Linked DNA regions of Homo sapiens: region 1 is linked to region 2. A link is a loop called in an ENCODE intact Hi-C map of the cell type or tissue named here. Cell type or tissue: transverse colon. All regions are shown on one strand. Links, peaks and the distances in the headings refer to the core of each region. The heading gives the core; the rest is flanking DNA.

Evidence for each region. A loop is a pair of places that touch in the nucleus more often than their neighbours do. Peaks named below come from ENCODE experiments on the same cell type or tissue, not always from the same donor. Only the 100,000 strongest peaks of a DNase experiment are listed, where the experiment ranks them.
Region 1: it touches region 2 in a loop (5-fold over the local background); 2 of 110 quality-filtered maps call a loop at or near these places.

The regions. Positions count from the first base shown.
Region 1 is chr15:33,152,254-33,157,634 of GRCh38, forward strand. FMN1 (formin 1) reads right to left here. Exons shown (of 21, transcript NM_001277313.2): 4 at 795-2,792. The coding sequence starts at 2,661. Among named protein-coding and RNA genes, the nearest start is that of FMN1, 40 kb to the right of the region's middle. In transverse colon, for the core only: no CTCF peak of the experiment used is centred there; a DNase peak (open chromatin) is centred at 2,721; H3K4me3 peaks cover 1,790 bases; H3K27ac peaks cover 2,332 bases.
Region 2 is chr15:33,090,277-33,095,657 of GRCh38, forward strand. The region is part of intron 4 of FMN1 (formin 1); the gene reads right to left. Among named protein-coding and RNA genes, the nearest start is that of FMN1, 100 kb to the right of the region's middle. In transverse colon, for the core only: no CTCF peak of the experiment used is centred there; a DNase peak (open chromatin) is centred at 2,235; H3K27ac peaks cover 658 bases.

The sequences.
Region 1 (5,381 bases), core at 260-5,259, 62 kb after region 2:
AATCCACAAAATTATTTTCATGTAACATTTTAAATCACATTAAGTATGTAAGTCAAATGAGCTCTTTAGCACCTTTTACATAAGAAATGATGCTATACCAGTAACAGTAACAACCCATAAGTAAAAGATACCTACGGAATAAAGTCAATTTGTGCTTATTTGGGAAATTTAAAAACTGTAAAAAAAGAAAACTTTGAACCAAGTTTCTTCAAATTAGACTGAATTCCTTCCTGTTCTGTTAAAACACAAAAGTTTTTGTCATAAAATAATAGCACTTATCGAGATGATTACTAAAAACAAACAAACAAAAACCTCTAACTACAGACATAAGTGAAGACACAGCGTACTTTTGCACTTCTGCTTAGAGAATCCCTAGAATGACTCCAGCAGCATGAATGGCAGAATTTAGGTCAAGAGGCCAATTACCCAGTGTTACCATCAAAGGCAGGGACAAGTTACCACTTCTCTCTGCCTGTTCCTGTTTTCCTTTGAGAGTCACTGTTACGCAACCACAGAAGTAACTTTAGAGGATGCCAAAAAAAAAAAAAAAGAAAGAAATAAAAGACATTCACAAAGTCCTGGAAGCAACTATACCTCTGAACCACTAGGTCAAAACCATCCTAATCATCTCCACACCCCGCTGTTCCACTCCCCGTTTTCTTGCTACAAAGTGAAGTAATAGGCCTAGGAATTTTGGTCCATTGTTAATCAGTCAGTTTCTAAGTAGCACAGGCAGACTGATAGTTCCCCAATCAGCCAAGAATAGATTCAAAGCATCTTAAACAGAGACTAACCTGGAGGTGACTGGTGCTGGGGCTCAGCTGTGGTCTTCCCTGGCCCCAAGCTCTTTTCCAAAGTTTCCCCAGGCACCAACCGAGGTTGGCCTGCTCTGAGGAAGGCCGGGCTGGCTCCTTTGGTCTCCGTGACCTTTGCAGAGGATGGTGGCTCCAAGGTGTCAGCAGAGACGCACCCAGAGAAGACACGGCTCTTTCTACAAGGAGAGTCATTAAGAGCAGCTTCCCTCTCACCAGGCAATGCAGGGAGCCGGAGGATCCTGTGATGCTGCTGAGGGCTGGGGAGCCTTGGAGACAGAGGCGAGGGAACAGGTGACGTCTGTTTGTGTGTGCTGGACTGCGAGGCTGAATTATTAAACACCTTGCCAAGAGCTGCCGGTGCTGGTGGGGATGGCTTCTTCTTATCACCTCTGGGTTGTGAGGAGTCAGGACCTACTTTGTGGGGCAGATCCAGAAACAAGGACTTGTGGCCACCAAGGGGCAACCCGGCTCTCCTCTTGTTTCTCGTTTCTGGGCGAGTGTGAGGGACACTCGTGTGGACAGGGAAGCCCAGTCTTTTCCCCTCAGGGGCTTCATCTAACTTCTCACTCTCTATCACCTTCAGGGGGACCTTGTTCACGGCCCCCTCGGCACTGGCCGACACACTAGAAATGGAGGCTGTTTCCCCGGCTGGCGACTGCGATGACCTATCCCCTTGCCGCTCCTTGCCCTGCCGCCTGGAGCCATGAGCCCCAGCCTCAGCTCCCGGGAGGGTGAGCAAGTCGGCTTTGGGTACAAACTCAGCGTGGGCTGCTGGGCGAATGGCAATCGTCTCCTTACCCTTAGAATGCGTTTTAACTACTCTTTGTACCTGGGAGGACAGGTCCTGAACTTTGGCCACCACTTTGGAGACAGGTTTCTGCTTGCAAGTCCGCTTAGCCGGCTTCTCCATCTCATCCTTTTCTGCCTCTGGATGCTTCTCAGGGTCCTGGTGACTTTCAGACAAACCTGTTTGCTGATGCTCCAGCCCGCTCGGCGGCCTCCGAATGCCATCCCCTCCTGCCTCTGTGGAGCTGCAGTCAGGGGGCAGCACTTCTCTTCCAAGCCCAGTGTCCTTGAAAGCCGTCTCAAAGCTCCCAAAGCCAAGGTCTGTGTCTGGCGTCTTGGGAATATCTGGGGGGCAGCTCTCTCTCCTCTGCAGGGAGCAGGCAAGTGCCCCATTCGGGAGCAGATTTCCTTTCTCCTCTAGTACCCAAAGGTTAGGCCTTGTTCTAGAAAGAGGAAGGGAGTGGCTGGAACAGATCTTGTCCTTGCCCATCAGAGGAGCTGATTCTCGGCCTCCACGCCCTTTTCTTTTGGTCCTCTTCTGTGGAAGGGCCCCAAAGCTCTCTCTCCTTCCACTAGACCTCCGAGGCTTTTTGTTCCCGTGGGTGCTCCTCTTATTGAGAGGGCCCACGGGGAGCTCTCCCTGCCAGTCACCAGCACTCTGGAAACAGTCATCCTCGGGGGCCAGGCTCACGGACAGCTCTTGCAGCTTCCCCTCCTGGTTCCCCATCGTGATCCCCAGGATGTGGTCTGAGCTCAGGAGATTGGTTAGCAGTCTCTCCCTCTCTGTTGTGAGTTTGTACAGCTCAGTTAGAATGTCTTTCGTGGGAGTCTGCTTGAAAAATATGTCGCCTGGATGTTCGTCCGGCTCCTGGCTGAGGCTGATGATGTCTGACTCCTCCCTGACTTGGTAGCAGTTATGAAAACCTTTATTGGATCTGTCTAGAGTTACAGTGCCCTTGTATGAAAATCCTCTGACTTCCCCCTTTGGAAGACAGAAGCTGATGTAGCAGAGTTCCGTAATGGGCTTATGCAATTGGAGGGTACAATGAGTGCCTTCCATTATGCCTACCTAATTATTCATGCCTTGGAGATGCCGGTTTGTGGTCAGGCTTCCCAGGCTCCAGTGGTGAGGCATGTGATGGTGGCTATGCAGAGAAAGCAGCTGACAGTCATCTCCAGCAATGAGACTGCCTGTTAGAGGAACAGGGGAAGAAAGCAGCTTGTCTAACAGAGTGCATAAATCACACACCAACATAAAATCAAAGCATAACCATGACTTATCCTTCCTCTGTGGCTGACCTCAACAACTCAAGGAATCAGACAACAGCCAGATTTCAATCTCTTCCTCACTCCCACCCTACTCCTGATCAGTAGAACTTTTGTATAACTGAGAGATGGGAAAGTCCTCTCATTTCACCCCCAGGACAAAAGTTCCCTTTCCCTACATGGGGACTCACTGTGCAGCCTGGATCAGGTCTCTCAACTTCTCTAGACCTTGGTTTATGTTCTTCTGTAAAATAGAGCTATCATAACTCCCAGAAGTCCTTATCTAGGGGGCTTTGAGATCCTTAGAAAACACAGCCATTTTCATAACTCATATTTGGAATATTACTTTGCAAAGGTAGATCGATCAAGCCTTTTTACCCTCTAAAAACCACCTTCAAGATCTGAGCTCAAATTATCGATTCAACTTAAAACACAATGTGAGGAAAGATCTTAGGCCCCAAATTTGGTGTCAACAGTAAAAATTTCAATGTAAAAGTTTAAAATTTAAATAACTCAAGTCTTAATCAAGTTTTGCTGTTTTCTTTTTTATTTATTTTTTGTTGTTGTATTGCCTTCTTTTTTCCTTCCTGTTGTCTATTCGAAGCCAAATGGAATGACAGAGGAACAGCAAAAAATCTATAAGGAACGGCTGGCCCTGTACAGATTTTTCAATGATGTCACCACAGAAACGGCTGAAATGTCACATAATTAGTGAAGGTGGCTGCTTCCTTGTGTGATATGAGGGACCTCAGAAATGTCTCTGTGGCTACCATCCCCACACACAAACTCTATATTTCTAGTTTCTTAAGCTATTGCCCAGTCTTCAAGCCTTCCTTGCTTAAAACAAGCACCGCCCACACCCTGGGAATGATAACACAATAACTATTCATTAGCCCTTGATATCTTTAGTGAATTATTTTCCTCAGGTTTTTTCTAACTGCTTCTAAATAGCAAAAAAGCTACATAAAAGTATATTTTGAGTGAAGGAAGAGAGAAAGGAGGAAGAGTCTGGTAAAAGTAACTCCTTGAGGAAGAGAGTGATAAAATGACAGTTATGAAAATTGCAGATATCTGGTCAAACCAGAATGCCAGGAGACCAGGAGAGGCCTTGCCTCTTTCACAATTGTATATGGGGCTGTTCTCACTCAAGTAGTTTTTTTTTTTTTTTTTTTTTTTTTTAGATGGGTTCTTGCTCTGTCGCTTAGGCTGGAGTACAGTGGTGCAAACATGGCTCACTGCCGTCTCAACATCCTAGGCTCAAGTGATCCTCCTGCCTCAGCCTCCCGAATAGGTGGGACTACAGGCACGTGCCACCACCACCCAGCTAGTTTTTTTGTATTTTTTTTTTTTGTAGAAACAGCCTTTTGCCATGTTTCCCAGGGTGGTCTGGAAATCTTGGACTCAAGCGATCCTCCCACTTCAGCTTCTCAGAGTGCTGGGATTATAGGTGTGAGCCACTGCTCCCGGCCGTATTTTTAAAACTTTTCTAAAATGCTTATTGCTAGCATTTTCTAAAGATGCACATGTGTAGGGATACTTAATAATTATTGGTAAAAACTCGCTGCATGTGTCCAAGAACTCACTTAGGAGGTAGTCTCTTATTGTGTAATTTATAATAATCAGTAATAAAAGCAATTGCAAAGCTGTCAATATCCGCTGAGCACTAAGCATTAGGAGTTCAATTAATGAATTCTCAGACAAACTGAAGGGAAGCAGCAGATGAGCTATGCTGAGTTTTGGAAAAATAGAATGCTCTCCTCTCTCTTCAAGCATCATTTTCCTCTAGCTGTTCTCATCTCCTCAATTCCCATGGATTAGGAGTAGTGTGTGATGTTGGGGGAGGAGTGTTAAAAATTTTCAGAATTGGCTGGGTATGGTGGCTCACGCCTGTAATCCCAGCACTTTGGGAGGCCGAGGTGGGCAGATCACCAGGTCAGGAGATCGACACCAGCCTGGCCAACATGGTAAACCCCGTCTCTACTAAAAATACAAAAATTAGCTGTGTGTGGTGGTGCATGCCTATAATCCTAGCTACTCAGGAGGCCGAGGCACGAGAATCCCTTGAACCCAGGAGGCCAAGGTTGCAGTGAGCTGACATCGCGCCACTGCACTCCAGCCTGGTGACAGAGTGAGACTCCATCTCAAAAAAAAAAAAAAAAAATTCAGAATCTGTTCAAAGTCACAGTTTATGCTGTAATTTCAAATAGGAATATGACTGCGTATTCTATTCCCTAAGAGAGGGAATTTGTATATACTGAGCACATATACACTTATATTTTCATTTTGTTATCTCATGGAATCAGTACATCTCCATTTTACAGATGAGGAAACTGAAATTCAGAGATAAAGGAATTTGTCTAAGGGAATATGGCTCAGAATATGCAAGTTTCAAACCCAGATCTCTCTCACTACATTGCTTCATAGGTCATGTTGCTCTTCACCTACTGCCTTCTACTAACAAACTGGTTTTCCATCTAATTTGAATAGAGGAGTTTTTTTTGTTGTTTTCTGTTT
Region 2 (5,381 bases), core at 217-5,216:
TACCATGCTGAAACCTGACTTACACGAAACTAGAGCTGAGAGTAAAAGTCAGCTCAGAAAGGAACTGCGAGATAGCATGCTTATATTAGAGTAGCATTTTAGAAGGAAGAAAATTTGAAAACAGCTAAGGTTTGGCTGTTGTTTGCCTGTTTGGTTTATTAGTTTTCAATCACACTTCAGAATGATGCAGGTCACAGTGTGTCTATAGTTGCCCTCTAGCAGGCTGTCCACAAAACACCTTTCTGCAACCACTGAGAAAAATGAGAGTCCAGGGCTTCCCCAGTCTATGTTCCCCCTGCAGACACAGTTGTCTAGAAGAGTATACCCAGGCTCTTCCTTCATCTCGGTCAGATCCCTTAGAACAAAGTGCCTTTCCACTCAATCCCCTTGCTACCCACTGTCTACAGACAGTCTTCTGGCCTTTCATTTAGGGTCTCACATGCTTTAGAGTGACCCACTTCTAGTCTCAAGACATAGGAATGAACTAATGCCTAAAGGAACCTCAGGGAGAAGGCACTCTGCTTAGCACCTTTGCTTTATGCTCATGTTGACTCTGAGGAAGATAGTACTGCTTATATTTTAACAGATGAAGAAATTAAAGCTCAGACCTCCTTTGACTTCTATTTATATGGCTCATCCTCCTCCTGGACTATTTCTATTCACCTTTGGCATAAATTTTTTAAAATTTACAGTATACTCTCACTGTACTACCTCATCTTCCAAGATGTTTTGGTTACTAATCACATCCCTCATTTTAAATCCCTCCACCTTTCATTTTTCTTTTGAAGTAGCTGCTGGCTTTGGGTAAAGTTTGCACAGAATAATAAAACAATATAAAACATAACATATATAATATGTATCACAAAACACAATGTACAACACCTGAGGTAAGACATTTGTATCATCAGAGGCACATTGTCTGGTGAGTGTAAGTTCATCATTTAGGTACAAGAGAGTGAAACATTCCCATAACAACAAGGATTTGGGGTCCTTGAAACACACATGCATGCATATTTATGCAAACACACATGCAAACCCCTCACACACCTGCAGTGGCTATCCAATACTGCATTAATGAGGTGAGGTGTGCAATCCAATTCACTCTCTACGCAGAGCAAAAACAATGTCAAGGTGAAAGTTATCTTCTTTCTGGAAATGGTTTTAGTTTTAAAGAGTTAATTTCTGATACCTAAGGTTTAACCAGACAATATCCCTATGAAGGAAACATGCAAGGTAAAACCATGATGCATAATAATTTTGGCAAGAATCATTTGGACAGAAAAGGACCATAAGTAACATAAAACTGAAATAAGTAACATAAAACCATTATTCTCAAAAGTCTGACAAAGTAGGTTAGGACAAATGACAAAGTCAACATTCTGACGACCACAATGTATTTATAAAATAATTTGGGAATGGAGAGTTTTAGTAATACAAACAACTTTTTTTCAGTCAAAAATAAAGCACGTCTGTATTTATTAAAATGGGTAATACCCAAGCTAGTCTCTCCAGCTGAATAAATTTAATAAAAAGAGAAAAAAATCATCTGAAATTAGATAAATATATTCTGTCAAAACAGTCAACTGTCATTTAATTTTCCGACACAAATAGATTTGGGGGTGTTAGATCTTTAGAGAATATTTTGTGAAAAACTGAATCAGTCTTATCAGTTTAAACATGTCTTTCCTTTTCATGTGCATACTACAAACCTGTTTTGTACTCAGTATTAGTTATTTTGTTCCTCAAAGACATTTCAACAGTTTGATCGATCACACATACACACACAGGTTATCTGTACAGCTGACCACGGTTAATACAACGTACAGCACAGTCACAGTAAAGGTAGGGTGACTTACCTTGGAACCACTTTGAAAGTCTGTGCTTTTCAAAGCCATTCACATGATGAGCTGCACTTCCTGATGCTAACCTACAACATCAGACTGAGGTTTTGCTGTCAATTATCAAAACAACAGAAGCAGACAGAATGCAAAGGTAATAATATGCCATTTAAAACAGGAGGCAGTGTCCACAGCTCATCTTTCCAAAATAGAATCAGTCTGTCTAGCAGGGGTACATTGGATTATTGTTCCCACTGTTTCACTCCCTCCCTGCAATATGATCACGCACCCACGGCCTTTTCTGGTCTATTTCCCCTGCCACGTGACTTCCTTTGGCCATCTGAATGTAAACAATGTGACAGTGTGCCAATTAAGGCTGTAAGACGCACGGTGTGTTTTCATGCCCCGCCCTGTGCTTCTGCCCTCACCATGAGACGAACATGGTCCTCGGGAGCTTCGAATGAGACGTGGAACATCTGTCCCAGGCACAGTCCTGCAAGCCTGGAGCCAAGCTCAGTCAAACCCAGGCCCAATCGAGTGAACCTTAGCCAACTCCCAGGCCAGTACGTAAAAACAATACATATTTATTATAAGCCACTGAGATTTGAGGCCTATTTGTTGAAATAGTTGCCTCATACACTATCATGTCTGCTCCCACTAGAAGCACTGTAATTATTAAAGACATTAAACCTTTTCAGCTGAGGGCTTAAACACAACAGTGTTTTTGTTTTGTAACTTGTACTGAAAAAAATTATTCAATGCACTGCAAGGATCTGAAAAATCAAGTGAAAAACTCATGGCACACCCATTTACTCATTCATACCAAGATTCATGCACAAACTACATTTTATTAAAAAGTTATTTACCAGATATTGTCTTTAATCGTCTAAGAATATACATATAAAAATATACCAATTTCCTAAAGGAAGTCTGTGAACATACTATATAACCAGCAGATCTGGACAAAAGTCCCTAAGGGACAAAATTACAGTGCCTTTTAAGCTGTTTCCTCTAATTCTCCCATCATACCAAGCCCTCACTTGACAGCAATGACGAAGTGGTTATGCATCCAGAAAGAGGAGAGAAAAAACAAAAACCCTAAGCTTAAAACTCTCCTCAGTTTTAGCTCCTGTGTTGTAGTGCCCAAGGCACTACATAAAATAAACCCTAAGAGGTAAAGTTTTCTCAGCCGTGAATATCAGAACTGATATGTACAGGTAGACATATCTTCCATTATGTTATTCAAACGTGTACTTACCAGCAAGAAAGACAGCAATCTAGATGTACAGCTAATGGAAAGTGACACTGCTAAGTGCTTGTGGAGTGGATGTGTGGCTGTGTGTGTAATCACTCATGTCTGTATCTAAGAAGACAGAGCTGTGGCAAAAGTATAGTCTCATGGCTGGTATCTGTCAATTAGAGATCAATGCTCACTAATGCAACTGCCCCCATTTTCATTCTCAGCAGTGTTAAATGACACAATGTCACCAAACCACCTAGGTAGATACAATTCTGAGAAGGTGTGGTATCTATCCACCCCAGCCTCTAACTCCTCACTGGGAAGTATGTGGGGAGAGAAATGATGAATGAGCAAAGATGGACAGGCGGAAGGTGTGGCCAGGCAGAGAAAGGCTGATGGCAAATCAAAAAGTAGCAGAGAGTGGGGAGCAAGCTCTGTAAGTCTGAACATTGATGAGGAAAGCATCCATAGCCATCAGGCAACTGCAATGTAGTTTGCATTTCTAAAATCATGCTTAAATTCAAATAAAATAAAACAAATTTACAGTTGGAAAGAATCTTGTATATCTCCCCACCTACATGCTCATTTTATAGTTGAGAGAACCAAAACCCATGAAGATTGCAGTATTTCCAACATGCCCAGCTAGCAGCAAAGGCAGAACTAAAATCTAAGTTCTTTATGCTATTTAGAGAAAGATATTATTGCCAGTCTCCAGATGAGAATATTGAGGGCTAAGAGAGAAGCAGACGTGAACAAGTTAAGAGCGTGGGTACAGGGCTTTAACATGTGGGCTAAATTCCTGGCTGTGACCTTTACTAATTATTTGACCTTGGTGAAGTTACCAAAACTCCCTGAGTCTTTTTCCCTCATCAATAAAATGAAGATAATAAGAATATGTCTGATATTGAACTAGGCTCACAATTATTTTCTTTCAGAAGACTTTTCCTGGGCTGGGGGATAGATAGATTTGATGGGAGAAGCAAGTAATTTCCTGTTTTAAGTAAAGAACTCTATATACAATGAGGGCATATCCAACATCACACAGTCATGTGAAAGGCTATTTTTCTTTTGTCAGAGAAGATAAGGAGAATAACAATAAAGCTTATAAGAATTCAGTTGCACTGCAGTGCAGCAGATCCTAAATCTGTTCATGTTCCAAAAATAGAATTCACGTCATCAAATGCAACAGCTCCAAGTAAGTGGCTGATCATCTCTGGAAACAACAGCTCCTCAGGGTCGTTCATAGATACCCTATGATACTCCTTCCCAGAAAGTCAAACATAGGAGCCTAGAGCCATGAATGGAACTATTTATAGTCATGCCTTTAAATGAAATAGCATTTTAAGGAAGTATATAAATATCTCTTTGATTATTTTATTAACCTCCTTCCACGGTTTTCTCCTGTGAAGAATACTAGTTGAGGGATGTGTATTACTCAGACTAGGAAACTTATGTGTGGCCATAGTTACACTGGATATTTTAACACTTGAAAAACAGGGGCACAGATGATGCTAACAATGGATAGAGCACCTAGGTAAGTCCTGATGCAGAAAAGATCAAGGAAAGAACAAATTTAGGAGATTGTAGGATTCACTGAGACATTAAAAGCCTCCGTCTACTCCCAGATAATAAATGCTCAAAACATTAGATGTTAGTACTTCAAATACTTAAGTGATCAAAAAATTTTAGTATGTTTGGTTATAAAGAATATGACCGGGTGCAGTGGCCCACCCCTGTAATTCCAGCACTTTGGGAAGCTGAGGTGGGCAGATCACTAGAGGTCAGGAGTTTGAGACCAGCCTGGCCAACATGGCAAAACCCCATCTCTACTGAAAATACAAAAAGTAACTGGGTGTGGTGGGTGGTGCCTGTAATCCCAGCTACTTGGAAGGCTGAGGCACAAGAATTGCTTGAACCCGGGAGGCAGAGGTTGCAGTGAGCCGAGATTGTGCCACTGCACTCCAGCCTGGGCAACAGAGTAAGACTGTCTCAAAAAAAACAAAAAGAAAAAAGAAAGAATATACTTGCTTGTTAACAAAAAACATGTATATATATTTTTGAGATGGAGTCTCACTGTGTCACCCAGGCTGGAGTGCAGTGGTATGATTACAACTCACTGTAGCCTTGGCCTCCTGTGCTCAGCAATCCTCCTGCCTCGGCCTCCCAAGTAGCTGGGACAACAGGTGTGCACCACCACACAAGGCTAGTTTTTAATTTTTTTTTGTAGAGATAGACTCTTGCTGTGTTGCCTCAAGTGATCCTACCACCTTGGCCTCTCAAAGTGTTGCGATTACAGGCATAAG